Linked DNA regions of Mus musculus: region 2 is linked to region 1. A link is a loop called in an ENCODE intact Hi-C map of the cell type or tissue named here. Cell type or tissue: heart. All regions are shown on one strand. Links, peaks and the distances in the headings refer to the core of each region. The heading gives the core; the rest is flanking DNA.

Region 1 (15,639 bases), core at 4,598-12,597:
TAAAAAAGAGGATGAAAGGGTTGGAGAGATGGCTCAGTGGTTAAGAGTGTGCATTGCTCTTGCAGAGGATCTGAGTTTGGTTTCCTTGCCCACACCAGGTGACTCACAACTGCCTGTAACTCTGCCTCTGGAGAATCTGATGCCCTCTGCTGGCCTCCTAGACACCTGTATTCATGTGGACAAACCCACACAGACATACACATAATTAATAAAAGAATGAAGTTGAGGCTTGACCTAGAGCAACTAAGTGTCTTTGTAGGCAGTAAGTACTGGTGCTAGACTGGCTCGAGACTATAGAGGGGAATTTTGCACATTCATTTTCTGGTATCTCTCTGTACATGCATTCACAAGTGTCCTGCAGAGCCAACTGAAGGGAAGAGCATACCATTGACCAGGTCAGGAAACCAGAATTGATACTCACAAAGTCACCTGAAGGAGGACAGCTTCTTTCGCTGTCTGTTCTTGTTCTCCATTCTCATCTGCTCTATAGACAGACTGACTTTCCTCGTGACTTTAAATAGTGGTCATGAGGAAGAATGGCTTCCTTCTCATTTTATTTACATAGTCTCTATTCCTGCCAGCAGCTAAGACACCACCAGCATCAGTCACTTGCAACTACAGGCTCCCGGTAGTGGGAAATGGTTGGTGTATTTTGAGTCAGCTTCCCTTTTCCTACAACTAGCTGAGACAGTGGCTAAGACTGGTGTAGGATAACTCCACTGGCCCCTGAGTAGGTACAGGTGGTGACAGAGGGGATGAGCTCACAGATCCTGGGCCCCAGGTGGTGCTTAATTATTTGAGACTATTGTGAAGCTATTTTCTCTAAATGGAAACACTTCCTCCCAGAAGGACTGGTGGAATTTCCTAAGCTAAGAGGCCCAGGAAGCTAAGAAGCTACCTGCCTCATACATCTCCTTTTTGAGCTTACATATGCAGTCAACACTTGCTAGGCAAGGGGAGACTCTTTGGTGGAGCTGCCTGCAAGTTGTGCAGGGAGCTGCAAGGATAGCTCCAGGGATGCAGCTCTCATGAGTTATCCTGATGCTGGAGTGGTCCTCTTGGAGATGTTCCTGTTGATTCAGTAAGCTAGACTTAGGTGGAATCTCTCTCTCTCTCTCTCTCTCTCTCTCTCTCTCTCTCTCTCTCTCTGTGTGTGTGTGTGTGTGTGTGTGTGTGTGTGTGTGATTAGTCTCCTATCTGGGTTAAATAGAACTTGTTTATATCTTCCCAGAAAAAGTCACACGACTGAGACAAATCTGGTGACTCTTATGTTCAGGTGGGAGATAAGTATTAGATAAATTTTAGAAATACCTTCTTCTGCAACTATGAATGATCAGTGGTAGTTGCAGCAGTGGTAGTAGCCTGCTGTCTAAGGAGAAAGACCTCCTGTTTGGCCTTTCTGGGGATGAGGGGAGAAATGAGGGATCCACGGAGCATCTTTCTCACTATCACTCCATAACACTAATGGTAAGTTCCCTTGGGGATAGTGAAGCAGCGATGTTGAGTGGATTTCTTCCCTCCACACAGAATCACCCAGATCTTCTCATTTATTTATTCGGCAAACATTGACAGAGTTCTGAAGGGAGCAGCGTTGATTTGTAGGGCAGGTGCATTGAGATAAACGAATGTGCTCTCAGAGGGATTTTTCTAGTTCAAGACACAGATGTGCAAATGCTAAGACAAATGACATCTGGAGGAACATCAGTCAGCATTATCCATTTCTAAGACTCAGGGATGAACTTTGGGTAAAGGTAAGGGGAAAAAAGGACCATTTGGAAGGATATGGAATAGGTTATTTGGATTGAAGGCTAATCTGTAGCACAGGCTTTGGGATACACAGTGCAGTGAGCCGCTCCAAGGATGGAGCAAGCAGTAGAGAATGGACATCATGTCTGGGCTCTAGGTTCAGGAAGAAAGTATCTCTAGTCTCTGACCTCTTGGCTCTCTAGCTGACAACTGAAGGCCCTGCTGGTGAATTCTATGAGCCTAATTTGGGTTATCCTCTGGCTTTTCCAAATCTTCTTGGCTGATGATACTATCACGGCAGACCCACCAGGAAAGGGATAGAAAAATAACCCACAAAATGAGACCAGGTAGAGAGATGCTGGGTGGAACTGGCTGAGACCAGTGGCTGCCCTCAGGACTTATCCTTCTCTCCTTTCATATTCAATGAAGGCTTTAGGAGGATTCATGGCCACCTAGAAGAAAGGCTACATATGCCATATTCCCTGAAGCAAGGCACACTGTATATCCACCCAACAGCCACTGGAATTGAAAGGGGAGTGTCATGTGGATGTTCCCAGAACATTTCCCTTACAAAGAGCAATATTGCCTCTCCTGTCATGAATCAATGAGCCAAGGCATGGATGGTTCTCAAAAGACGAGTCCAAATGGCTGATAAACACATGAAAAAATGTCCAATGGCCTTAGGCATCAAGAAAATGTAACTTAAAAATACATTGAGATTTCATCTCCCCCTAGTTAGAATGACTGTCATAGAAAGGAAGAAAAGAAAACCCAAATATCAACAAATGCTGGGGAGAAAGTGGCAAAAAGGGAACTTGTATACACTTCTCATAGGAATGTAAATTAACCCAACTGCTACAGAAATCAGTATGGAGGTTTACCAAAGAAAATAGACCTATCAGATGACCAAGGTATCAGGTATATCCTCTTAGGGATATTATGGAAGGATTATGCATCAACATATCACAGACAGAGATACCTGCATCTGTGGGTTTTTTCTTTGTTTGTTTGTTTTTTGCAGCACTATTCACAATAGCCAAGCTGTAGACTTGTCCTTGGTGCCAGTCAGTGAATAGATAAAGAAAATATGGTGTGTATATATATCCAGCTCTAAAGGAGACAGATGTATCCAACTGGGGACCATCATATTGAACAAAATAAGTCAGACCCAGGAAGACAAATATCACCCACTCTCTCTCATTTGTGGATCCCTGAGTTTATAAAGGGAACACCACTTCTGTACATATGGAATAAGGGTAGAAGTGAACTGGGGACAAAGGAGACTAGTAAGGAGGGATGGGGGAGAAAAGGCAGGGCATGGTGGTGACTATGATCAAGGCACATGGCACAATTATATGCAACCATAATTATGATAATCACTAGTATGTATAATAAATATATGCCAACAAAAAGGAGCAATGTTCTCTGTTTCCCTCCCTTACCCTGTCCCCTCTGACCTACTGTCCAGGAGGTAATGTACTGGCAGAGGTTCTAGCATCACCTTATATCAAAAGGATGAGAACCACACCTTGGGTCCAACTGGAAGTTGGAGAAGTAAGCTGGACTTCAGAGGATAGGCCATTCCAGAAGACATGCACATTTTTTTTTAAAGCTGTGACTGTTTGGGGAATTCTTACTTGCAATGGAACCAACTCTTAAGTCACATGCAGAAGAAACCACCAAATACCTATCAGCAGTTGTTACAATTTGCAGTTGGAACCAGGAAGACAGTGTAACGGACTACCTGGGAACAGTAGACCAGTCCTGGAAGGCCCCAAATCCATCCTGGTTTTGCATTATGTTCTTTAGCCTTGGCCCTTGGTCTCCATCAGCCTCTTCCAGATTTGTAAAAGGTGGCATCTAGTCTGACAACCTAGTGTCACCATGTTCCATGCCTCGAGCATTCAAGGCCAGCCTCTGGTAGGTTCCTATGGACACAGTTCTAGCTCAGGGCTTCATCTTGCATGAAGGGGATGACGAAGTCGATGTCTGCCAGGGTGATCCTGTTTCCATTATGCTGAAGACTAGTTGTTATAAGGTGCTCTCAGAGGAAGTGACTTGGGGTGTCTGACAGGCAGGCGTGGCTGGATCATGACTTGAGGGGAGGCAGTGAGAGATGAAGCTCTTACTATCTCTGTCTTTACCAAGCACTCCGAGGACCCCTTGTGTGGACTGGATTTAGCTTTGGTTCTAAGACAGCAAGCTGTCAGAGTAGGCTCATAAGCCACTTCCTCAGTGTCCATGACCACCAGACTGAGACCAATATAAACACTGCAACATGTCCAAGTTGGGCTTACTTTGCTTGGCATCACACGACAGCATGAGAGTCTCTGAAGAAAGCCCAGGAGATGGTATTGGGAAAGGTGAAGCCCTGTTGCAGGAGAGACACCAGCATTCTGAAGATTCCAGGACCATGGTGGATAGCCACCAAGGACAGCAGCAAATATGGAGTGGAGATGGCCTGAGCTTGTAAGACAAGCCGTGTGTGCTACAGACCACAGAGCTGGAGAGGTGGGAGCTGACCAGGCCCTTTGGAAAGCAGAAGACTGTGAGTCCCAGGAGTCTGACACTGACCCTTAAAATTGCTAGACTTTGTGTTTACTTTAATTTGATTCTGCTAAGCTTCCACTTCTCTCCACGACATCTTCAATCATGGGGCTTCTATTTCAGCTGAGGTTGCACCTTCACTCAGGCCCTCTTCTCTCCTCTCATGGTGCCAAGCCTCAGCTACTCTTCATGCCTCCTTCATGCCTCCAAAACCAGTTGTACCTGGAAATTTTTATACATTACCAAATGCAGCTGCCAGCATGAGATGCAGTTGCCCACCAGCCCCGAAGCTCCTGTGTGCTGACCCCAAGGGAACATTCCCAGAGGACTTCACATCAGTGATTCTGGTGCCTTCTTAATCTTTGTTATTTTTCCAGCTTCAGTTAGTCAGCATTGATTGTCCCAGGAAAGGAACAGTTTTACTTTAGTAGTTGTTACTTTAAAATGTCAATGGTTGAGGCATGCGGGCCAGCGGGTGCCACTACAATGGACGGATATGCAATGGAGAGGTGGGAAAGACAGAAGAGTGGAGCAGTGCTTGCACCATGGAGAGAGGCAGGATGGGTGATGGGTATGAGACAGGTCATTTTTCAGTGTGGTCAGAGGGGTGGTGCACGGCAGCACACAGACGTGGACTTAGTCCCTGAACGCCCTGGGTCTGGGTGATGACAGAGGCTGAGATGAGGAATGGTTTTCTCTCTGGATTGGAATTCCTTGAAGGAATTCCCATGTTACCACCTAGTGCCATGCAGATGCAATGGTATATGGTGCAACCCGAACCCATATTGATATCTGTGAGCCCTGCTGTTGCCAGGGTAGAGCAGATATACTGATGTGACTAGACTGTGCTGCCACCTGACGCCAGGGTGATGACAAGAGTCCAGGCTGCTTCCAAGGTCCTTATCTGGGTCTATGGTCCTATTACAGCTGGCCCTGTTCATGGTCTGTATTCTCACCAGAAACCACGAGGAAGCCCATGATCCAAGTTCCAGCTGACTGTAAAGAGCAAGGAAGCTACTTAGGCAGTGACATTGACGACTGCAACTGCACAATTGAGAAAGAGGGACGTGGAGAATTCTGTAATAACCCCCACTTCCCTACCCCACCCTCCACCCTGCAAAAAAGTAACAGCCTAAAAGAGAAGCCATCAAAGAGAAGTCTTAAAAATTGTGATAGGGATGCCGAAGTGTAGCTCCCACAACTGATGGCTTCCGGCAGGGGTAAAGGGTGGAGAAGGACTTAGCTTTCTTTAGAGTGCAGGCTACTGGGAGTTTGATCATGCTCCAATGTGTATATAGGCAACTTGATTTTGTTGTTGTTGTTGTTTTGTTGGGGGTGGGACACAAGGGTTTAGGGGGGCATACATGGAAGGACTGGGAAGTGAGTGTGATTGGGGTGTATAAGGTGAAATTCCCAAAGAATCAATAAAAATATCTTGAAAAAAAAATCAGTGATAGTCCTGAGAGAGTCTTTAAGAGATTCTCAAAACTTCCCTCTGCGACTTCACAAGCCTGGCCACAGTCATGTGTGTTGTTCTCAGCAATGTCTTCTAACTATCCACGGTAGTTCATTAACTTCTAAACACATACCAGCGTTTCCAGCCCCAAGTTCAAAGACTACCACAATCTTTCCAAAAGTATACGATCAAATATGTCACAAAAATATCTCATGAACTGTACCAATTACTATCTTAGTTTGGACTTTAGAGCTGTGATAAAAGGAAAACCATGACCAGAAGCAACTTGGGGGAAAGGTTGTTTATTTGATCTTTTAAATCTCAGGTCATACTCACTCTATCACTAAGGGAAGCCAGGGCAAGAACTCAACATTGGAACCTGGAAGCAGGAGCTGATACAGAGGTTGTGGAGGAATGCTGATTACTGGCTTGCCTGTCATGGTCATGGGTTGCTCAGCCTGTTTTCTTAAAGAATCCAGGACCACAAGTCATGGTGACACTGCTGATAGTGAGCTGGGTCCTCATACGTCAACCAATAACTAAGAAAATGCTATCACAAGCTTGCCCACAGTCCAATGCAGTGGAAGAATTTTCTCAACTGAGTTCCTCTTTCCAGATAATGTTAGCTTTTGTCAAGCTGACAAAGCAAAATCAACAAAACCCCAAAGGCAAAATAAAACAACAACAATTACAAAAACCCAACCAGGCTATGCATGAGAACCTGCCTGGAAAAAGTTTGATTACATGCACATATACAAATTTATTTGAACCAGAGAAATGGAGAAGATATTTGGGGAAATGGTCTGAGAGCAGACCACAGAAGAAGTTTCAATACATTCAGAATAATCTTCATTTCTGACAGTCTGTCTCTGTCTCTTGCTGTCTCTAGCAGTCTGTCTGTCTGTCTGTCTGTCTGTCTGTCTCTGTTTCTGTCTCTCTTTCTCCCCACCCCTGACACACAATAAAATTAGTACTCAACAACAAAGAGACGGTTTAAGCTTTAGCTTGGAAACTAAAAGGGATACTTCTAAATTACCCAGGGGTTAGAGAAAAAAATCACAACAGAAGTGAACAAAAAACATGTGTAGAAAATTATGAAAGCATTGCACACCAGGCTTGTCTGGTGCTGTCTCCTTCCCTCCTGATGGAGTAATTTATAGTCCAGAATGGAGTTATTAGGGAATTTAGAACAGCTGCATCTAACCCACAGCCCAAGCAATCAACTCAACAATCTTAAAGAGAAAAGGAAACTAGGAAGAATAAAATAATAAAGATAATGAGGACAACAGGCCCAGAACAAAACAAATAACAGCATACAAACCATGAAAGAAACACAGCAACAAAAGCAGCAGTGAGATGCTCCCAAGGCCGTGTCTTAACAAACCTCCATAAGATGGTCCAGAAGAGGAGCTGGAAGATATAACTGAACTATACTCAGAAGAAGAAAGCCTACGGGGAGACTAGATATGTCCCAGCTGCTATCAATGTCACATGCTAATCAGTCTGTAAACCTGGACAGTGTCCCTTAGGTTCTACTTGGACTCCCCTGGCTCCCGGCATAGGACTCTGGGCATGTACCATAGAGATGTGAAGAGGTTGCAGAGCTGACTTCACAGTCTGGACAAGAGCAGTTTTTTGTTTTGTTTTGTTTTGTTTTTGTTTTTGTTTTTTTATCTTGGGACCTCTTGCTCAATCATAAGAAAAGGGATTCAACCAAGTAGAATTTGTTTCCATGTGAACCACAAAGCCAGGGAGTGTGATTAGGAAAAGGTGAGACCAGGAAATCAGAGAGGAACAATGGTCAGATTGCAAAGCAAGAGATCAGTAGATAAAAAGGGTGGGGGTGGGAAGTCGTCGCTGGGGGACGATACCTGCCAAGGTAACAAGTCAGTATAAGTGCCATTGATCACTTTTATGACTGTGTGGCTCCCAGTCAATTATCTAACCATCCTGCCCCAAGAGGCATTGTAGTGTGACTGCTGTATCACATGTTTGTCAGTAGGTGGCAGAGAGGAGAGCGGCTGTGTCTATACTCAGTATTCTGACCTACAAACATCTGAATGAATAATAGCCTAACATTCCCCCAAAAAAGCTAGCCTGAGACAACCACCAGTCTGATGTCAGGGATCCTAGATAGGGAGCTAGCCTGAGGTGACTACTAGTCAGGTGCCAGGTAGGCCCAGATGGGCTTCCAGGATGGGGAGTTAGCCAGGAACTAGAAGAATCCTACCTGGGACCGTGGATCCTGGGCAGAAGTGAGCCTGAGATAGATGACCCTGGCAGGGGGGCGGGGCATTCATGCAGACTGCGCAAGGAGGGAGCCAGAGATGACCACCAGCCCGGCACCATGGGGCCTGGACAGAGAGCTAGGCTGAGATGATCACCAGTCCAGCACCATGTAGGCCCGAGGGCACAGACCATGGATAAAATAACCCCTGCCCCAAACCATAATGCATGAGCAGAGCATAGCCCTCCTGAGACCACTCCTAAGTTCACCCCAGACACTCATAGACCCCAGGTACCACTAGAAGGAACAAGTAAGTGGTGAGAGATGGAGGAGAAAGAGAAACAGAAGGATGTGCGCACAGTGATGAGAGGCAGGACTGGAGACTCGAGGGTAGGCGGTGGTATGAGTAGCCTGATGTGAGTAGCTGGTGATGCTATCTGGGACCATGGTGGGATCCTGGCCTGTGCTGCCACCAGGGGCTATGCCAGGGTCTGTGGTCCTGCAGCAACAAGGATCTGTTACCACCAAAAGCCAGGCAGACATCCCTGGTCTGGGTTGCCGTCTTGGGACATGTTGATGTCTGAAAGCTGTGCAGAACAGGGCCCACTCTTCACCTGAACAACATGGGAGAGCTGGCCCTGGCCATAATACCCAAACAATATACTTGCCTAAACAAGTTAACCCTGAAATCATTTACAAATGAGTAGCACTAAATGGACTGAATAGTGTGGTGTGTGTGTGTGTGTGTGTGTGTGTGTGTGTGTGTATAAAACAATGTGAAAGAAGCCACATTTCCAGAAGGAACAAGAGAAGGTATATGGGAGGTGTTGGAGGGAGGAAAGAAAAGGGGGGGGGGAATGATATAATTAAATTTTAGTTAAAAACACAGAATAATTAAAAAAAAAGACATATCCTGGTACCAGGGAGTGTACCAGTGAGGGGATTTTCATTCATTCTCAATTTCCCCTGCTGTGTGGCACCAGCACCATGTGCATGTCTGTCTGTGTCTATATAGGGCATGTGTGTATCTATCTGTATGTTTAAATCCTGCAAGCCATTAAATGCAGAGCAGTGGCTCAGCACAAATTCACTCCAAGGCCATGCTCATTAGCATCTGTCTACTATGTTTATCAGCATCCATCTATTCTCTAAACAAGAATCTAGTGGAAGAATATTTACCTAATGTGGCTAATTAGCAAGGAGCTTTCTGTGCTTGGATAGCTGCTGGGAATGAAGCATATCTATATCCTCCAACCACCAGCACTGGGGAGCCGGCTGGCCTTGGCTGCTTTAAAAGCTTCAAAGGACACAGCTGCTGAGTGTAATTTCTCCGTAACTCTGCTTCCTGCGCAAACAGCCCCCTTGGAAGACTCAGAGACCTCCAGCTCTGATAAGTCTTAATAAAATGTGATACAGAAAGTCAATACCCTGTTGAGTGAGGCCTCTCTTCCTCTTTTTGTTAAAATAACTTCTTTTTAAAAAGAAACAAGTCAATTCTTAGAAAGCCGGGTTGATAAGTCAGCATTTCTGCACTGATTGCTCTGCACGGCTTCATCTCCATCCAGGTGGACTCACGTGACACCTGAAGCTCTTCTGAACCAACCCCTCTGCCCCCTGACAGGCCTCTCTCCCTCTTTGGCAATGGTAGGACTGAATGAGTTGACTTTCCAACCATTCAGGGACACTTGATAAGAGTCAGGTTCAATGGTAGGCATGCATATATCCACTGGATGGTAAGCTATGTGCTTAGTCCTCAGGGGGCAGGAGAAGGTAAGTGAACAGGAAGTCAGGAGAATATGATGTGTGTTCTGATTGGTGGATGTGTGTGGTGCTTTAAAGGTGGAGGACCTATGACCATGAAGTAAACTCAGTGAAGAATCCATGGGTCAAGAGATATTTCAGCTGAGTCTGGAAGGAAAGGTGAAGTTCTTCTGATGAGCAAAATAGAGAGGAACGTGCATGCAGAAGGGACACTGTGGTATAAGGTAGAGAGGAACGTGCATGCAGAAGGGACACTGTGGTATAACATAGAGAGGAACGTGCATGCAGAAGGGACACTGTGGTATAAGGTAGAGAGAAACGTGCATACAGACGGGACACTGTAGTATAAGGTAGAGAGGAACGTGCATACAGAAGGGACACTATGGTATAAGGTAGAGAGGAACGTGCATACAGAAGGGACACTGTAGTATAAGGTAGAGAGGAACGTGCATGCAGAAGGGACACTGTAGTATAAGGTAGAGAGGAACGTGCATGCAGAAGGGACACTGTGGTATAAGGTAGAGAGGAACGTGCATGCAGAAGGGACACTGTGGTATAAGGTAGAGAGAAACGTGCATACAGACGGGACACTGTAGTATAAGGTAGAGAGGAACGTGCATGCAGAAGGGACACTGTAGTATAAGGTAGAGAGGAACGTGCATACAGAAGGGACACTGTAGTATAAGGTAGAGAGGAACGTGCATACAGAAGGGACACTATGGTATAAGGTAGAGAGGAACGTGCATACAGACGGGACACTGTAGTATAAGGTAGAGAGGAACGTGCATACAGAAGGGACACTGTGGTATAAGGTAGAGAGAAACGTGCATACAGACGGGACACTGTAGTATAAGGTAGAGAGGAACGTGCATACAGAAGGGACACTGTAGTATAAGGTAGAGAGGAACGTGCATACAGAAGGGACACTGTAGTATAAGGTAGAGAGGAACGTGCATACAGAAGGGACACTGTAGTATAAGGTAGAGAGGAACGTGCATGCAGAAGGGACACTGTGGTATAAGGTAGAGAGAAACGTGCATGCAGAAGGGACACTGTGGTATAAGGTAGAGAGGAACGTGCATGCAGAAGGGACACTGTGGTATAAGGTAGAGAGGAACGTGCATGCAGAAGGGACACTGTAGTATAAGGTAGGTTCTTTTTTTTCTTTTCTAGAGCTGAGGATCGAACGCAGGGCCTTGCACTTGCTAGGCAAGCGCTCTACCACTGAGCTAAATCCCCAACCCCATAAGGTAGATTCTAAGGACCTTCGCATATTTGATAAACTTCTGGGGGTTGGGGGAGCACAGACACATCACCCCTGCTTGGCAAAGAGTAAACATGTAAAACCTGCTCACTGGCAGAATGGTTAGCTTGTCACTAGAGCCACCAATTGGCAGGCTCTTTGGTAGAATCTGCTGATGGGAAGCATTTTTACAAGTGTGGACATCTTTGGCAACACCATTGTCTTCTCCTCTACCCCCATCACCACGATCTTCACTTTCTACGTCATCATCCTCATTACTATTATCTGCTCCTTTATCATCATCTCCCAATTGATACTATCACTATCACTATCACTACCATCACTCTGTCATGACCCACCATCTCCCATCACCAAAATCTCCCATTGCAACTATCATCACTCTCACTCCCATCAGGACCATCTCTCCATCGGATCCATTTCCTTGCATTAGAACCATCTCTCCATCACCACTATTACCCATCTTTACCACCCGATGGGTAGATCTCTCTTCTGAATAGAAAACATTTTCTCCTTAAAGGAGACTTTTTAGACCCAGGCGATGAGCAATACTCACAAGGATCCTCCAAAAGATTACAAAAGCAGTAACAATTGCTGAGAATAAGAGACTCTCCAAATAGCCTAGCTGCCTGCACCTATGCACAATCAGGCATTCAGTCTTTATGAGTTGTCATCCATGCTGGAGCAGATATTTAATGATGCAGCTGCCTTTGAGTCACTCATGCTCCCGTGTAAACCCTCACTCATATTTCTGTAAATAACATCAACAAACTCGCCACATCACTAAGCTAGATTTGAGTGAAACTGTTTCTGTGGTCTGTCATGAGTGCCTTGAGTAAACAGGCAATTGTTCATATCTCTCCAGGAAGAGTCTCACGTCACCGCCACCATCTACTGCATCATCATCTTCATCAGCACCATCATCACCATCATCTCCTGGGCAGGTAGGTCCATAGCTCTTCCCTTTCCTTGTTCTTGCTGCCTCACCAAGGAGAAAGGTCTCACTAGGTATGAAGTGAGGTTAAATGGTTGAGTGTAAGTACCTTGGTCTCTCTGGCCACAGTTTCTTTGCTGTCTAGCCTGACAATGCCTGAAGGCTGTTCTCCCCCCTTCCCAAACTCCCCTTGTAATATCCTCACTTGGATTGCCATGTGTTACAATCTTCAATTGTGTTAGAAAACCAAATTTTAGTCAAAATTTCAAGTCCATCTTTCTACCACATCTCATAGGGGGTGAAGCTATTTTTTTTATATGTTTCCCATTTATTTCTCAATTTCTTCAGAGCCCAGAGGAGTGTATACATGACATACCACTTAATGTACATGAAATTTCTATAAATTTTCTGGAATTGTCAACCACTGTGTTTATTGCTCATGGGTCACTTGCAGCCACCCAAGAACTCTACTAACCTTGTCTGGACTCCTTATTATGACTGAAAGCTGGTTGTGATGAACCCACTACACCAGAAATATAAGCAGACACAATTGTGTCTTCTCCCAATCTCAGAATTTATTGAATGACAATAAATTCATCAGCTACTTTAGTTTTGTTTTCTAATTTGCTGAGTAGTGTCTATTTTTCTTACTAGCTGATTGAGGCAAACACAAGCTCTTTTACTTTAGTCTAAAATATGAATATTAATTCAAATCACACATTGCATAGCCCATAGGTTACAGCAAGGTTAAGTTAAAGAGGCTGCAGGAAAGTTCAGAGTTCTGATGAGGCCTACAAGGAGAGCTGAGAGGGGTGCAGAGGGGAGCTACAGGAATTGGAAAATGAACATGCTGGAGGTCTTTTGGGGGTATATTTACAGAGTCAGGACCAAGGCACAGAACTAAGATAAGCCATGTGGTGGAGTTCAGCTGCTGAAGTAGGTTGGGTATGGCTGTAGAGGCTATAGAGATGAAGGGCTGGATCAGGTCAAGGGGAATGAAAGGGTCAACAGTTGAGTGGAAATTTAAGTAGGTCACATCAACAGTGGGTCAGAGACAAGCAGAAACCTCTGGACAGTCAGGAGTTCTCTCTTGGTCCATTGATACACATACTGGGTGGCCAGATGACAGCTTGACAGGGCCCATTCCTATCATATATTTGAAGTGGAAATTTCTGGTTTCTTTGGAAACTCATTATGTCATATGGTGTTTTGCTGGGGCAGACACAGGTGAGAAGATGTTCCACTGAAGCAGACACGTGCAAGGATGCACGATGTTTAGAAAGAATATAAATATGACCACAGATTCTGGGACAAGGCTTATGCTTTAGTTTGCACAGCTTCACTAGTCTCCGCTGATGATGCTCTAGCACTGATTGGCCTTGCACTACGTCTTTGCTGCTCATGACTTTATAGAGAGTAACGCGCCAAAGAACTTCTTGTGATACTCTGGCAACTTCTTGCCACTTCTGTGGACTTGGGCCGATTGGCCTTGCACTTTCTTCTGGATCGAACTGTCATTGTTGCTGATTCATGAGTGGTGATTGCCCAGTGGACTGGACTGTCTGATAGTTCAGTCTATTGCTACCCTCCTGATATCCTGACAACAATGATTGGAATTGCCCCAAAGAACTATTCCTAAACAGGTCCACTTCCCCCATGTCCTGATAACCTTTTCTCCCCCACTATCTCTGCTGGGTGGTAGGCTAGAAGGGGGGTTGAAGAGTTTAAGAACCCCTATTAAAGCAGGTTTTGAAAAATCTAAGTCTACATATATTTTCTTCCTCTTCATGGGGTCCATGTAGAGGCATCACAGCCTTTCTTTGGTTTGATGAGTTTGATAAGTTCTCTGGCTTCATGTGTATGTTCATATGGTCACAATTTATCCTGATTAGTGTATAGAAGGCACTCTTCTTACTTTTAGGAGTAAGGTGTTTATCAGTCAGTGCCTCGTAGGTGGTGCTGAGCAGATGGTGCACGTGTATCCACCAAGGTGAAGGGCCATCCCTTCTCTGTGCTGGCACTCCAAATGGAGTCAAAAGCTGCTTATAAAATGGAACTTCTTAGGGCAAGGCACAGCCTCAGAAGCCACTGTTTCACACAGTGTGGACTAAGTTAGCCCGAGGTCAACACTGGTGGGATGGCAACTAGTTTTAAATGGCTTCTGTTCTCCTTTGTGTGAAACCCATTCTCTGCAGGCAAGCCCAAACCTGTTCTCAGCATCCTAGCAGACAGCAAGAGGAGAGGATAGAAATAATGGAGGTTTGGACAGGCACAGCATCATTCTGCACTCGCTTGATTGAACATAGCAAACTGTTAAGAATTCCTGAGTTCTGTGAGGGAGATGGACTTCCCATTTTCAGGACAGGAGCTTCAAAGGCCTTGGATAGAGGGGAAAAAATGAATGGGCCTGATTCTCATTTAGAGTTACATCCCACGTCAGCACCATGAACGTGGCATCTATGCTATCAACAGAATCAGCACCCCCATTTCCTTAGTTGACCTCTGTCTATGGTGGCTTGTGATGTCACAACATGTGATGGATGTAAACAGGCATCATACATCCTTAAGAGAATCCTACAACATGGGTGAATCACTTTTACCGTCTACAGGATGAAATTGAGATCTGACAGGTTTTTGGTTCTGGCTAATGTCCCACAGCTGGGCTGTAGGGAGAGCCAGGCTTCTCTGCATCCCACCCCAGAATGGCAGATGGCTGCCTCCTCAGCCTCAGCAAATTGAGGGTGGGGCTGTCTTTTGCATCCTCTATAGAACCAAAGGCTTCCTAAATCGAGCCTCTTCTGGATCCCATGGCTCTGTTCCCTGAGATGGGGAGGCTGCCTGCTTCACCCCTGAAGCTTAATTAAAATGAAGATGAAGTACTCTCCATGACGGGTCACGCTTGGTGGCAGTCACTGTGCCAAGGACCCGGCGGGCCTTCTGATGTTGAGCATCCTTTTCCAGCCTCTGCACTGGCTCGGCTTCCTCCGGGAGCCTCATTATAATTCCTTTGGTAATTAAAACAACAGATGTTATAATTAAAAGGCTCCTCATTAAATCACAAATAACTGAAGCTTGAGGTGGGGCCTCATGGAACCATGTCACCAAGTCACCTTTAGAGGGAATAAAAAGCAAGTGAAGGGGGATGGGATTACAGGCTTAGTACTGCAAAAGGCAGCCAGGCAAGGAGCTCATGAGATACCTACAGAGCTGCCTGGGGAAATCCCACCAAGGCTCTGGGCTCCCAGGGAAGGATGGAGTTGGGCCCCCAAAGCCCCCTTTGGGTAGTTAAAGGAATAGACCCAGTAGGAGGAGCCTTGGGGATATGCTCATTGCTTCCTGAGGGAGCTCCCAACACAACTGAAAACTTAGCTGAAAAAGGGGGAGCATGCCAGAGAGGATTTCAGGATGCATGGTTCTTATTTTGCCTGGGCCACTGACTTCCTCACTGTCCTTGAGCAAACCTTGTCACCAAGCCACAGCACCATACTCTGGAAAATGTTGAGAACAACATATTGGATGTTTGTAAAGCCTCCAACTCCTGTTTGGAGGACAGATGGGCATGATGCATGAGACCAGGACTGCTGGGACTTCTGGGAAGTGCCTCTAAACAACATCTCATGGAGGAGCCATTAAAATACAGCTGTGGCCCACAGACAGTTTCCCATATGCATGTGTGATGTGTGTGTGGTGAAGGATGCTTAACACCA
Region 2 (15,239 bases), core at 120-8,119, 180 kb before region 1:
GGGAGGTGTTCTTGGCTACCAGGAGGCTACCAGTGACTTCTCTGCATTCTCACAGCCCGTGGGCTACCCGTGCAGCAAGCATAGATTGGGCATCCCTGGTTCAATTAACCAGGTCTTTGATGTCACTTTTAAGCGCATATCCGTATTAAATCACATTAAGACTAATGTCTTAGGGCTGGGGATATAGCTCAGTGGTAGAGAGCTTGTTTAGCAAACCTGGAGCCCTGGGGTTGATTTCTGACACAAATAAATAGATGCACACATAAATAAATGCATTTTGTGAGATCAAAGTCATAGATGCCCATGGAAAATCAAAGCCCCTCCCCCAAACCTCAAATTAACAAAGGGCACAGGACAACTACCATTCCTTAGCTCAGTTGTAATAAACAAACTTTTAAAAAAAGATTTATTTGATTTTATTTGTGTGTGTATTCGTGTCTGTGTGTCTGCCATATGTGTACAGGTACCCAAGGAGGCCAGGGGAGGACTTGTGATGGTATAAACCTAGAATTACAGGTGGTTGTGAGCTGCCCTACCTGAGCGTTGGGAACCAAACTCAGGTCCTCTGGAAGAGCAGCAAGTGCTCACAGCGGCAGAACCTTCTCTCCAGTGCCAACTTAAAAGTATTTTTTACTTAGCACCCACAACCATAATGATGTTTTCAAACAAAATTAGCTTTTCTTTCTTTTTTTTTTTTCTTTTTCCTTTTTTTGGTAATTCTCCCCCTACTCTTTCCACCATGCCTATTTATATTTTTCTGATAGTTTCTCTCTCTCTCTCTCTCTCTCTCTGTCTGTCTGTCTGTCTGTCTCCACACAAGTCTCTATCACAGCCACTTGTATCATGTACCAGTGTTGCTTACAAATGGGGTTCCACTCTTTCCTGGGCTTGGGTATCTGTATTTTGGGGTTTCTGATTCTCTTGGCCCCTTTTTGTCACTTCATCGATAGAACCTCTCTGAATGTCATTGACCTTGGTGACTCTGGGGACTCCTGCCAGCCATCGCTGTGCGCCTCTCTCCCTGAGGGCGGGATGTACTTCCCTTCCACCACGCTGGTGGTTAACATCCACTCTGAGCTCTGCAAACAAATGAGGTCTGTGCTCTGTGCTCAGGATGACTGGAACCTCTGAAAAATCAATAAACAACATTTACATGATTGTGGCTGTGCGGGTGTGTTCCCCGCTGGCAGGCTTTGATTGCAGTTTTCCCAATTCTTCGATCCCCTGATCCCCGGGCCATCATAATGAGGATGCTCCTGGCATCTAGGTCTCAGTGTCAGCCTTCCGAGCCCAGGAGAAAAGGTCGGGCTCTTAAAAATTGACTTGGGTCTGAGTCTTGTAGATGACCCATGTCTAGGGTGAGCAGGAGGCAGGAGAGGACAGAGGAAGGGACCTGCAGGAGCACATGAGGGAGTATCGTGAGGCCATTGAGCCCTGAACTGTGGAGTGGGAGGGAGGACAGAAGACCTTTACCACCTCCTCCAGCAGTGCTGCCCCAGGAGAAGCCTGGATGGTCCACACCACCAAGTACCTGCATGGCAGCTCTGAAGTGGCTAAGGGGCCTAGAAAGGAGCATTACTGAAGGGCCAGGAGTGATGGCCTCAGACTTCCCCTTTCCTCTTCTCCTCTCGCACCTTAGGGCTGGGGAATCAAGAACGAGCTGTATCTTACCTATAGTAACTATGGTTACATGATTTTCTGGGGTGCATAAAGAAATGTCTATTCACCCCAAATAGAGATAATACTGGCAGACTAAAAGAGGATTCTGCTTTGTAGACCAAAGCGAGCATTCTGAGGTTACTTAGATAGCAAGGGGCACTCAAAGGCAGCTTCTCTATGGGGAAGTCCCCTGGGCATCTATACCACTGAAGAGTCTCACTCCATTCAATTGTTTACCTCAGGGAAGGGAGGGGCCCTTGATCTCCTGAAGTCTGTGAGTCCCTCTCCACCCAAGATGCTAACAATTCCAATCTTGTGAAGGTCTCTTGGGAGTGAGTGACCACAGTTCAGATTCAAGATGGCAGTGGTCCCATCCAACCTGGAGACAGCTCTCTCTCTCTCTCACACACACACACACACACACACACACAAACACACACACATCACTAGATCCTTCCCATGCAAAGCTGCTAAATCCTGGCATCATCACCATATCATGACAGTCATGAGGAGCCTGGTTAGTGTCCAGTCTTACTTTGTTGAAAGCAGACATCTAGACTCTCCCTCCCAGGGCCTTGCCTGGGTTTGTAGCTGGAGGCCCCATGTTGAACCTTGATCCACTGGTCTGTGAGTGGTGGCATCAGACTGTCTGTCTGGGAGGCCATTTGGAGCTCTCCCTCCCCCTCCCACCTCTTCCCTGAAGGCAAGCACTCAGGCTTACTTCCCATGCTCTGAGTCTGCGCAGCTCTTGGCCTAATTTCGACCGCTCTGTTCCTTCTGCTGTTCTCATTAGTGAGAGACTGTGACGAGCAAGGAATCTCACCTTCCCTCTCACCACCAATAAAAATATCATCTGAGGATCAGCCTGAGTGCTTGTGTTTCCTCAGCCATGTCAAGGCTGTCGGCTCCCACCTGCAGGGTAGAGGTGGCGCGTGCTGCGTGCGTGCGTGCGTGCGTGCGTGCGTGTGTGTGTGTGTGTGAGTGTGTGTGAGTGACTGATATGTCTCCCCCAGTGAGAACCATGGGCACCCCTTGAAAAATTCATAACCATGCTGCCTGGTGAAAGTTAGTAGTCCAGCCTGCTGCTGGGCAGGAAAGGGAGACACAGTGTCTATCTGGCTGGGGTCATGACTACAGGCCTTCTAGCCCCTTCTGGTGTAGCCAATGAGGCATCCAGACCCTAGGTAGGGAAGGCAGAGGTTTGTTTTTGTCTTTCAAGACAGGGTTTCTCTGTATAGCCTTAGCTGTCCTGGAACTCACTCTGTAGACCAGGCTGGCCTAGAACTCAGGGGCTTGTCTCTGCTCTCTTGCCTGCTGGAATTAAAGGTTGTACACCATCACCAAGAAGGTGGAGGTTTGGGTTAATTGAGTTCCACAAAGCTTACTGGTGGATGGAACCCGTTAGCTCCCTCTTTCGGCAGATGGCTGTAAATACAATTTCTGCAGCTCTGCTCAGCCTATCAGTGCTGTCCACAATGCATTCATGTTCATTAGAAGAAAAAAATGTGTGAACGTGAATGTCTTCTCACCATCCTCGGAAGGACACAGGTACCAGAATCAGATGGCCAGGAGCTTTGTTTGCTCTACCTCCATTTGTGTTCAGCTGGGTTCTGCGCTGTAGGATTCGAGATGTCCTTCACCAAGGCTTCTCATAAGCCATGCAGAGAGTCCAGGCAGGAGCTGACGTGGCCATTCCTCTTTTCTGAGCATCTATCTTGAGTCTTCCCTCCCTTCAGACTATTTTTTTTTGTCACCCAAGAAGGGAGAGTTGTTTTTGTGATTTTCAAGGGCCCTCCTCATGACAAAGGAGGTAAGCTTGAGACCCAGGGAGGACAGGGGTATAGGGCTGCTCCAAGACTGAAGGTCTGGGAACCGGGAGTGTTGCTGTGTAATCCAAGGCCTGGGAGTCAGGACAGCTGGAGTGTAAGTTCTATGCCCCAAGCCCGAGACAGGCAAGCAGGAGGGAAGGTGGACTTGCTTGTTCTAGTCAGACCTTCAGCTGACTGGCTGAGGCCCACCCACAGGAGGAAGGTAATGTGCTGTGCTCAGTTGGCTAATTTAAATGTCAGCCCATCACAAATGCCCTCATATAGATGCCAGGGATAATGTTCACCAAACATCTGGCACCTGAGGGCCCATTTAAGTTGATACAAGAATGTCACCTATCAATTCTGGAGGCTAGATGCTGACTATCAAGGCATCAGTGGGTGGAACCTCTAAGGTTTAGAGTGAGAAGCTCGATCTTGTCCCAGGCCAGTCCCCTGAGTGTTTGCACTCACTAGTGTCTTGAGTTCTAGACACACCGCTGTCTCCACACTTTCCTTTTAGAGCATTCTGAAGGCCCTCACCTGAGAGGGTGTTACTGTCACGACGACGAGGCATTTGTCTTTCATGCTGCATGGGACAAAACAGGACAGATTAGATACAGAGTAGGCTGGGCATGGGGCTGGACTATGGTCAGTCTAGGCGAGGACAGGGTTGGGGTGGGGTGGGAAACCTATATAGACCAGGATGTCTTAGGAGAAAAGCTAGGTGCTCAGACAGGATCTTGGAAACCAGTGAGGAGTCTCTGAGAAGGGAAAAGATCAAATCAGCTTTCTAGAAAGATCTTTCTGTGGCAAGTTTGAGCTTGTATTGAAGGAGAGAAGCATTGAGACTCCTGCAGTAGCTCAGGCAAGAAACAGTGCTGCCAGAGAGGAGACTGGTGAGGTGGGTGCAGCTAATGTGGCAGAGAGGCTTGGCACTGGCTGTTGCAGTTGTACACAACACCACACGCAGAATCCCAGCCTTCCCACCTTTAACCTCATTGTGTCTACTTTAGATATGTGCAGTGCTTACCGGTTCCCAGTAGGTGGCAGGCAAGGGATTGAAGAAGGCACCTCTGTCTGATTTGCATAGATCCCAGGCTGACCAGGTCAGAAGCCGGAGTCATCTCAGAAATCCCATGGATTTGATTTTGAAGGACAGGACTTGAAGACATCCAGTTCTGACTCTAGACAGTACCAGGGGTCAGAGTCAGTGACAGCCAGATGATCTTGGAACCCTGTGCCTTTCTCTCCAGCTGAACACTATTCATTAAAGCAGTTTATAAAACCAAGGGGCTAGGGCTAGGGGGTCCCTGGTTAAGGTAGAAGGATGGGAAGTGTCCTTTGGGCTGGACATCCAGACAGTTTGGAGGGATTGAGTTTCATTCTTGGTGCCCTAGACAAACGAACCTGTCAAGGTTTCCCGGGGTTCTGTCTTGTAGGCAAAGAAGAGGCTCCCCTTTCAGCTACAACACAGGCTTCCTGTTCCTCTCTCTAGTTTATATTTTATTTTTACAAACCTCGATAGTTATTTCTGTAGTTTCTGTACAGGTTTAAACTCCCACCCCATTTGGCTGATGACAGTCATTCTGACTGGGGCAAGAAGGATTCTCGAGGCTGTTTCAATGATCATTTTCCTAAAGGCTGGGGATGCCGAATGCGTTTCAGTCGTTATGGACCGTTCGAGTTTCTGTTTTTGAGAAGATGTGTTCTTTTTAGCAGCTCATTTGTTCACAGGGTGATTGTGTTTCTGGAGCTTTTCTGCTGAGCCCCCCCCGCCCCCCCCCCCCCCCCGCCAATCATGTTCCTCAAGTAGCCTGCAGGGGGCACTGTTGCATGCTGGCATTTTGGACCTCGATTCAGCTGATTTTTATCTTTTCAGTTTTTTACAATGCATCTCCCACTTTGCAGTGAGAGGTCTGACGGTAACCTATTCGGAGCCGGGGTTTATGGCAGCAGGCTTCCTGGCTTCAGACTTGAGCTGTCATTCCTAGCGGCCTGGTCTCTCACAACTTGACCTGTAGCATTGTGCTCCCAAACTCTGCATGGTGACATGTCGGTGATTTCCAAAAACTATGTATAACTGTTCCTCTTTGTTTCTCTTGGCTGTCCCCTTGCCTCCGACAAGGGGGTCACTGTTGCCAGTCTGTGTTACATTGGCTATAAATCACTGATGATAATGATCAGCCAGGGGTCCCCTCAGATACCATAACCTGTCCTCTGTCTCCACATATAGGGCCAGAATAGAATGGAGGCTAAAGAGCAAGGAATAGTCAGACAAGCCTGGGTTCCTAACCAGCTCTCAACATTTACTAGCTGCATGGCCATGTGCGCGCACACACACACACACACACACACACACACACACACACGCTCAATTTAAAATCTAGATTCCTTAGGTGAAAGAACACGGTGTGATGTTTTTCCTCTCCAAGTCTGGCTTGTTTCAATTGACAAAATGATCTCTGGCTCCATCCCTTTCCCAGAGAATGTTATGATTTAATTTTTCTTCCCAGATGGATAGAATTCCACCATGCATAGGGGCCACACTATCTTTATCCAGTCATCTGTTGAAGCACCCCTAGGGTGGTTCCATTTCTTGAATAGGGCAGGAACGAGCAGGCTCCTTGTCTGTTGAGGTGTGTGTTTACCCAGTGGCATAGCTGGGTCATGTGATAGTTCTATTTTTAGCTTTTTAAATACATGTATTTACTTCAGATGGAAGAAGGGACTTGCCACAGCACATGTGGCAGTCAGAACAACTTGTAGGGGTTGCGTCTCACCTTCTAAAAGGCACCACAAAGCCGACGGCAGTGCCTTGCCGGTCCGTGTTATTAGGCCTAAGGGCCTCGTCCATTCTTGTGAAGGACTGTGTTGACTTTCTCCCCTTTCACACAACACAAATGTTTACTTTTTTTTTCCCTCAGAAACTTCCATATTGACTTCTATAATGGTTACATGTGTTTACCTTATAATCAGCTGTGTGATTTTGTACAATTTGCTTAACGTCTCTGAGCTGCTGTCTCCTTTGTACACACAGGACTCTGACTTTTGCTGTTTCATTGAAGTACCTCGATAGGCTGAGCATTGTGATGCACAGCGTCTGCTTCGCTTACAGTGACCTTTATGTACAGCACTCTGGGCTCACTTGTGAGCTCACCTTGCCACACCTAGCATCCCTAGCCCTCTGTCTTCTCAGGTGTCCTCTGTATCCCCAACTCCTTAGCTTTAGGTGAGAGCAAACATCTCAGCTCCCTGCTCTGCCAGCTCCAGAACGAGGGAGCTCCAGCTTCCTGGCTATGGAACTCGCCGCCTGCTCTGTCACTGTGCAACCTGTCACCATTGTCCCCTTTCTGTGATAAATATTCCAAGTGGCCAGTGCACAGTGTTCGCTTCTTCCATAGCTTCTCTTTAGGACCCCTTTGGGGGAAATCGAAGCAAGACAAGTGACATGGACTCCTAGCTTGGTATTCATTCTGTTAGTGACTTCACATCTGTCTCGTAGAAAGGCCGCTGTTTCCTGTTCTGGGAAGTCACAGCTTTGGCTGATAGTGTGTGTGTGTGTGTGTGTGTGTGTGTGTGTGTGTCCACTGCATAGGAGCTCCCAGAAGGCTGCTGTCCTGGGATGTGCAACTGGCCTGATGTTCAGAGGGAGGGAAGATCCTGAAAGACATCCTTTGGCCCTGCAAGAGCAGGAGGCTTGGGAGAGGGTGGTGGCAGCCGCTTCCCACATTGTGAGGCAGTCACAGGGGATACTTGGGCCAAGAGGACTTATTTGATGGAATGGCCCTCCTCCCCAGGGTGTGGTGGTCGCTCACTAGCAACTTCTTCTCCTAAGGGGACCACCGTGAGGCTCTAGAGCCAAGTCACCACAAGAAGGATGAGTTTATAAATGAATGCATTGTTAGGTCTATGTAGATCAGGCTGGTCTCAAATGTGCTATGTAGCCAAAGGTAGTGCAGGACTAAACCCAAGGCTTTTTGCACTTTAAGTAAGCTCTCTGCCCACTTGCCCACTGAATGTTGTATGGAGGCCCTATATGAGGTTATATATATATATATTGCCTATCTGGTCTAGGTATGGAGGCTTTGGGTGTATCAGGTGAGAAGGAGTGAGACTGTTTCTTGGTCTCAGTGGGACTGTGGGATCCTGTGAGGAACTGATTCAGGTGAATAGCCCAGCATGTCCCCATCTGGAGGGGAAGGTAGCTTTATATGAAGCCATACACACAGAAATGTTATCGAGACAGTCAGTTATCCTAGCCATCAGAGGTCAAGGCTAAGAATATTGGAAGTTTGAAGTCAGCCTGGTTGACACAGCAAAACCAAATCCAGAACTCACAAAGAGGGCCAGGGAGAGTCAGAGGCATCAGGGCTCCCTGCACAGTACATGTGAGTGATCTGTAGCAACGGCAGAATGATAGAGAGTTTAGGAGGCAGAGTGCAAGTGCTGATAAGCACTGGAGGGAGTGGGGGAAGAGGAGGCCATGGGTTTGTGGATATCTGTCCACGGAGAAGGGGAGCTCTCAGCCAAGCTAGTCACGTTGTAGGGCAAACTTGCTTGTGGGGAGGGAAGGGAGGCAGGGGGACAGGGAAAGGAGAAGAGAGTAGGGTTAGGAAGGGCAGTGATCTGATCTTTAACCATTGTTTGATAAAAGGGGCCTGCTGAGTACAAAGCATCTGCTCACCCACAAGCCCCTGGGCCATTCTCCTGTGCCCACCTCCCATCTCACCATAAGGATGGGAAGTTTACAGACAACACTCGCACATTCTGTGCATTCTGGGTTGTCAGGCTTTTGGTGGTCTCTACCCACTGAACCACCTGGTCTACTCTGCACTCACTTCTTGAGATGCCTCTTACCTCATGAGGCGCTGAGTGAGGGCCTTGCCAGGCCCTCCTCGCTGGAAACACCTCTGTTATCTGCTGCTGGAAACCCTTTTCTCTCTTTTTACTATCTGGCTCAGCTACTTCTTTGGGAGCTCAGTCCTCGTTATTAAGGAATAGTGAAGCTTTCTATGGTGATTTGAATGAAAACGGTCCCAACGGGCTCATAGTGGCACTATTTGGAGGTGTGGTCTTGTTGGAGGAGGTGTAGTCTTGTTGGAGGAAGTATGTCCTTGGAGGGGGGCTTTGAGGTTTCAGATGCTCAAGCCAGGCCCAGTGTCATTCTCTCTTCCTGCTGCCTACCAATCTGGATGTAGAACTCTTGGCTTTTTCTCCAGCACTGTGTCTGCCTGTGTGCTGCCATGCTTCCTGCCATGATGACAATGGACTAAACCTCTGAACCATAAGCCAGACCCAATGAAATGTTGTCCTCTCTAAGAGTTGCCTTGGTCATGGTTTCTCTTCACAGCAATAGAAACTTTAACTAAAACACTCTGTGATGAGCATGAATAAGGTACAAGCATTGTCCACGTACGAATCCCTAGTACCTGTGAATTAGGACATCTATAGGAAAAAATACGTATTGGGTTGTTAATGAGCTGATTTAAAAATGGGAATATTTCCCTGAGTTTTCTAGCTGTGGCCAACATGCATTGAGAGTCTTTAAAAAGGAAGAGAGAAGGAAGAAGTAGTCACATGGAGGCATGGGAAAGACTTGGCTTTGAAGATGGAGAAGGGGTGTAGCCAGGCTCTAGATGCTAGACAACCAAGGAAAGAGTTCGCTCACTCCAGCACACCTAGGTACCAGTAGGAACCCAACTCTGTCAGTTCCTTGGGTCCTGTCTTGGACTTCTGAGCCCCAGAATTGTATGACAATAAATGTGTTTTGTTTTAAGCCACTGGTTGTCAGTTGTTATACCAGTCACAGAAAGCCAACATGTCTCAGTAGTGCATGAGGTTTCTGTCTTGAGGAGAAAGAGTAACCTGCATGGATCTCAGATGGGGAAGTCTATCGCTGAGCTTCCAGGGTCTTGATCCAAAGTTTAGCTGGCACTTAGCAATCAGGAGCATCCAGAGCCAAGTCAGGGTGAAGGTTGGCTTAAGTTTCATCCCACAGTGGATTCTATTCTAGTTTCTCTATCTTCATGGACCACAGAAACAGGTCGTTTTCATTTACTTGACCTATCTGCCTCTCTTCTTGCCCTCCCTGAATCTTTATTGCCTCACTTTTCCTTTCCTCTTCTTCCCTCTCCTTCCCCTCTCCCTTTCCTGCTTCCTCCTCTCCCCTACTCTTCCCTTCCCCTCCCCTTTCCTTGCCCTCAGCTTCCCTCTCCCATCCCTTCCTCCCTCTCCTTCCCTCTCCCCTCCCTCCCTTCCCTTCTTCTTCCTCTTCCCCTCCCCCTTTACTTCCTTTCCCTCTCCCATCCCTTCCTCTCTCCCCTTCCCTTTCCCTTTATTTTCCTTTCTCCCCTTCCCTTTCCCTCTCCCCTCCCTCCTCCTTTCTTTCCCTTACCCCTCCTATCCCTTCCTCTCTCCCTTCCCCTCCCTTTTCCCTTCCCTTTCTTCCCTCCCCTCTCCTCCCCCTTTTCCTTCCCTTCCTTTTCCCTTCCCTTCCTCTTCCCTTCCTTCCCTTCTTTTAAGACAGGATAGAGTTCAAGCCATCTTCTCTCTGTGTAGCTCAGGCTCTGGCCTCAAACTCACCATCCCCCTGTCTCAGCCTATCATGTGCTGGCATGCAGGCATGCATTCTCACACCAGATTTTGTATTTGTATCTCCCTTCTTGTCCGTTCAGTTCCTAGCTGTTCGTCTATGAACCATTTTACACCCCCAACGTGAGTTTCCTGACTCTATTCAAGCCTGACACTTTCTGGGGAGTTCTGACATTTGCACTCAGGCTGCCAAAAACTCAGATCAACAAAGCCACTTAAGTGCCAGGCACAGCAACCCAGTCAGCCAGGGTAGAGTTGTGTCAGTATCATGGTGACAGGAAGGCTGCTGTGCACCATTCCCCACCCCCTACGTGTCATCCAGGTTCCCTTCACAGTCTAAAACCTTAATTTCCATTTATCTTTGGAGCACTCAGGGCATTTGAAATAAAAAAGAGAGAGAGAGAGAAGAACGGCCATTGTGTTGCCCAGGGGATTCTACTGTGCTCAGTCAGCACTTCTGCTTGGTAGCAAGAAACAGTGACCCTGCCTTGAGCCCATGCTCGCCAAGGCCTTGCAGCCTACCCCAGGGTCAACACAAAAGTCAGAGCCATGACACCGTTTTGCCTTAGGCAGTATAAAGTTTGTTTATTGACACTGTTCTTAGCTTTGGGAGCTGGAGAGATGGCTCAGCAGGAAGAGAAGCTGGAGAAGAAAGTAAGGGCACCTTCCCATGAAAACCAAGTTGCTCTGTGAGTAAATCTGAGTGGAGAGGAGGAAGCGTCTAATTAGAATGATAAGGACATCCCCAGCCCGCTCCCCCTTTGTGCTGTATTGTTCAGACGGATTTTATTTTTCAAATTGCTAGTTTAAAAAGACATCACTTGAAAGGTACACAAAGATCAGCCCTCAGTTTTCAATTTTGGCTCCAATCTGACTGTAAGGGAGCATCCATTGCCAGTGGTGGTCCCCCCTCCCCTTAGTCTGCTGCAGTGGCGTTAAAAATCCACTCAGGGAGGGAATACATATTCAGGTTTGTGTGAAGAAAAACCAAAATGACTAAGTGCAGTGTGAACCATTTAGAGAGAGGAGAAGCTGGGCCAGAAGGGAGGAACCTGGGTACCTGCTGTTCCTTACAGAGTGGTGAATCACAGGTCTGAGTCTCCTGCAAAAATGCCTGCCAGGCCTTCGCCGGATGGTTGAAGCCTAAGTCATAGGTGGGCTTGCTGTGTAAGTGTGAGGCCGCGCGTGAGCGCCATGAGCAGCATGTAACTCTGTAACCACAGTGTTGGGAATGGGGAGAAAGGGGGATTGCTGGGGGTTCTGGCTTCAGTTGAATTGGTAAGTTTCAAGTTCAGTGAGAGACCTGCTTCAAAAAATAAGATGAGAATTGACAGAGGAAAACACACACACACACACACACACACACACACACACACACACAGAGAGAGAGAGAGAGAGAGAGAGAGAGAGGTCTTTGTTCTTGAAAGAGTGCAGAATTGCAGAAAAATATACTACATTTATTTCTAAAATATCCTACCTGGCAATTAGCGTGTAATAAAAGAAAGGGTGCGTTTAAACTGAAGCAGCTCTATAAACAGATACTCAAACATTAATTCTAATTTAATTGCTTTACTGTGGGCACCGTGGAGATTTCAGACCACGGAACAAGCATCTTCTGTACACTCGTTTAGCTGAGCAGCATGCCAAGCACTGCCTTGGCTGAGTGACTGATGCACACACCACCCAACCGCCAACAATATACCCTCTGGCAGGCTCGAGATCCCCAGCTTCTCCTGGGGCTTGGGACAACTAACCAATGCTGTGGGCGTGGCTGCAGAGGCCAGGTAGCTAGCACACGGAGGTAAGGAATCAAAGCTGTCTCACGGGACATCATTTTAACCTCCCCCAAACCAGTTGTCAGTTTTGTTACAAAGCCTGGAGCTGCAGACTTCAAGCGCTGTCTATTCCTGTCCCTCGAGAAGAACAGACTTTTCCTCCAGACCCTCGTTCCCAGCTCCTTCACACTCCCATCCAGCTGGCACAGCGGGAGTCACCATTTTGTCTGTTGATACTTCCTGTTTGTGCCATTATGACTCATTTCTGAGCTAGAGATACAGGGCAACCCTTCTTTGCCTGTCCGTGATTGGGGCTTTCTTCTTCTGTTTCGTTTGATCTCATCATGTCTCCATAGCTTTGAACAGCGGGATAAACTGATGGGTCCCACATTGCTATCTCTAGCTCACGCTCCTCCTCCAGTCTCCAGACTGCGTGGATATCCTGTCATCTACTCAACACACCCATCTGGCCATCTACTCAGTTCCCAATCTCAGTACTATGAAAACACAACCTTGTATCCTCTGCCCACAATGGCTGATGCTCTCCTCATCCCAGTTCCCAGAGCGCCACCTGCTGGCTGTACAGAGGGTGGGGGTGCGGGGCGGGGTGGGGGGCTCTTTCTCCCCTGGCTCTCAGCTCCTCTACATACCCATTCAGCTTCTGCAAACACCACCCATTATCTGTCTATCACCACCTCTCTCTGCTGTCCCCTCAGTTCATGTCCCATTGGCTCTCCTTGCCAGATATCACAGAGTGCCCCCATAACTGGTCTCTCTCTTCACCACTACTCCCTGACAGTCCATTTCAAGACAGCAGTTGAGCAGTTCTTTTGGAATAGGAGTTCAAGTACAGAGGCTCCTCTGGGTTTTTCTGTGGCCATATGAGTCTCCACACTGACGCACAAGGCCAAAGGCATGGGGGGTGGGGAGACTTTCTGACCTTCTGGGTGCTCTCCTGTCTTAGTTAGGGTTTCTATTGCTGTGAAAAGACAGCAGGACCGCAGTAACTCTTATAAAGGAAAGCATCAAGTTGGGGGGGGGGGGCATGCTCACAGTTTCATGGTGAGGAGTACACCAGCACACAGGCAGACGTGATGCTGGAGAGGTAGTGAGGAGTCAACAAATGGAACCTCAGGCAGCAGGAAGAGAGAGACACTGGGTCTGGCTTGAGCATTTGAAACCCCAGAGCCCACCTGAGTGGCATACTTCCTCCAACAAGGCCACACCTCCTAATACCTCTTAAATGGTGCCACTCATCAATGACTACCAACGTCCACTCCCTGGCCCCTATAGGTTTGTAGATATATCATAATACAAAAATGCCCCTAGTCCAACTTCAAAAGTTCCCATAGTCTCTCACAGCTTCAACATTGTTTAAAGTCTAAAGTCCACCTCTCCCTTCTCAGAACTTCCTCAGTCACTCTGCCCTACTCCTTCCAGATACCTACAGGGCTTCCCTGTCCTGGGTTCAGGACTTTTCCAGCTGCCTTTTCAGATTGCTCTCCTTGAAGCCCAGCCTCCATCTTCCCCTTGCACTCCCATCCCCATGTCATTGTCCCCCTAACACTAACATTATCTCTGACTTATCACCCAAGTTCTTGAACGGTGGGTCATGCCGTGTGGGGTCCTGTAATCAAATGTGGGTGCGGGCTGCAAACAATTTGGCAACAATAAAAGTTTCTGAATATTCAACAGTCAAGTTTAGTTCAAAATCAAATGCTCATTGAATCTGAGGTGCTCCTGGCAGTGCTCAGCTGCCTTGCCCACGTGACTTGGCTCTGAGCACATAAGAGTTGTAGTGTTCCATGACACCAACCAACACTACTCCACCCCTGGCTCGGATCTGAGACTGTTGTAGATTCTGCACTGCAGTGTTTCAACTGTGCATATAAAGGGCTCTGTCTGCTCTTATGGAAACACAGAGTTTTGCTCACAGAACACAAAGAATGTTCGCATTTTCTGATCCTCTTCCCTTAGCATGTGCCAAAGAGGTGTGGTTTGGAATGTATAGAGTTAGAATGTTTACCTTAAAAAATAAAATCTCTCTTTGAGTGGTTGAGTTGAATTCTGTTAAAAAAGAACTTGTCGGATGAAGTTTGGCTTCATTAGGACAGAATTCCCAGCAATCTTTGAGGTGTCCTTAAATATTGGCATTTTGGGCTATGTATTTATGCCAAGTGACATTCTCAGCATTGATTGTAAAACGCTGATCAACTCTGAAAGATCTTGAAGACGCCCTGTGTCCTGCACTATCAAAAATTCAGTCAAGATTTCCTTGAGTAAAAGTAAGCCACACATCCATCATCAGTGTGCAAGCTTAAACTGTACACACCGATAGGTTGCCTCAGAATAAATGTCTTTATAATGCATCATCATTAAATGCCTCATTTGCATACCTATTTTACATGCCTATGGATCTGGCTCCTATCCAAGTTTCCTGGGTGAAAAGAGGTCATGCTTTGAAAGAATTTAAGAGCTCCGTACTGATGTGCTGCAGGTCCCGCTGGCTTCCAAACTGCCCACCTTGTTAGGAGGTACATGCAGGTAGATGTTTTGTTTCATGTACCTCTACATTCCCTAAGTGCTCAGGATGGGGTCTGGCTCTTAGAGGGGGCTCGGCAAATGATGGCCAAGAAGGGATTTGCTGAGCTGTGGAGACAATCTATCAGCAACTCTTACCAAATATTTCTAAATACTCTGCATGGAGAAAATCCAATGTGATACCCTGCATGTTCAGTAATTCAGTAATCTTCCCATTTAAAATAAGTTCCACATGTGACTTGTTTTATTATTTCTATATGCATGGGTGTTTTGCCTGCATGTATGTCTGGCACCATGTGGGTACAATGCACTCAGAAGCCAGAAAAGGGCATCAGAATCCCTAAAGTGGAGCCTCAGATGGTTATGAGCCACAGTGTGGGAACCGAGAACGGAACCCTGGTCCTCTGGAAGTTCAGCCCATGCTCTTAAAGACTACCAAGCTCTTTCTCCAGCTCCACAGGTGAGATACATTTTAAAAATCATTTTCATCTGTGTATATGTTTGTTGTCTGTGTATGTGAGTGCAGTGCCTGCAGAGGCCAGAAGAGAAGGCGTTAGATCCCCTGAACTGGAGTTACAAGTAGTTGTGAACTCCCTGAAGTGGGGACTTGAGCCAAACCCACATTCTCTTTAAGGACAGTATGCACTCTTTACTGCTCTGCCAACTCTCCAGGCACTGGGTGAGGCCTAAACAGTTGACTATGTTTCTGCAGATGCAGGGAGCTCACAGTGACAAGAGAATCAGGAATAGGGGCTTAGCCATAGAATAATTATAGAATAGGGTTAAGGTTGGGGTCTTCCGGTATCTGCATCTTATAGACTTCCTGTCCTAGGCTTTTCAGGCTATGAAGAGCCCTGCCTGAAAG

Evidence for each region. Hi-C counts contacts between places; a loop is a spot of excess contacts. Peaks named below come from ENCODE experiments on the same cell type or tissue, not always from the same donor. Only the 100,000 strongest peaks of a DNase experiment are listed, where the experiment ranks them.
Region 2: a loop joins it to region 1, with 2.3 times the contacts of the local background. A loop is called at or near these places in 10 of 42 quality-filtered maps.

The regions. Positions count from the first base shown.
Region 1 is chr11:71,840,266-71,855,904 of GRCm38, reverse strand. It overlaps Gm22927 (a small nucleolar RNA gene), which reads left to right and starts at 7,699; the gene lies at 7,699-7,829. In heart, for the core only: a CTCF peak has its summit at 7,737 (motif pointing right); no DNase peak of the experiment used is centred there.
Region 2 is chr11:72,013,881-72,029,119 of GRCm38, reverse strand. It overlaps Aipl1 (aryl hydrocarbon receptor-interacting protein-like 1), which reads left to right. Exons shown (of 6, transcript NM_053245.2): 6 at 1-403. It also overlaps the pseudogene Gm23226. Among named protein-coding and RNA genes, the nearest start is that of Aipl1, 16 kb to the left of the region's middle. In heart, for the core only: CTCF peaks have their summits at 3,079, 4,506 (motif pointing right) and 5,323 (motif pointing right); a DNase peak (open chromatin) is centred at 4,533; H3K27me3 peaks cover 1,024 bases.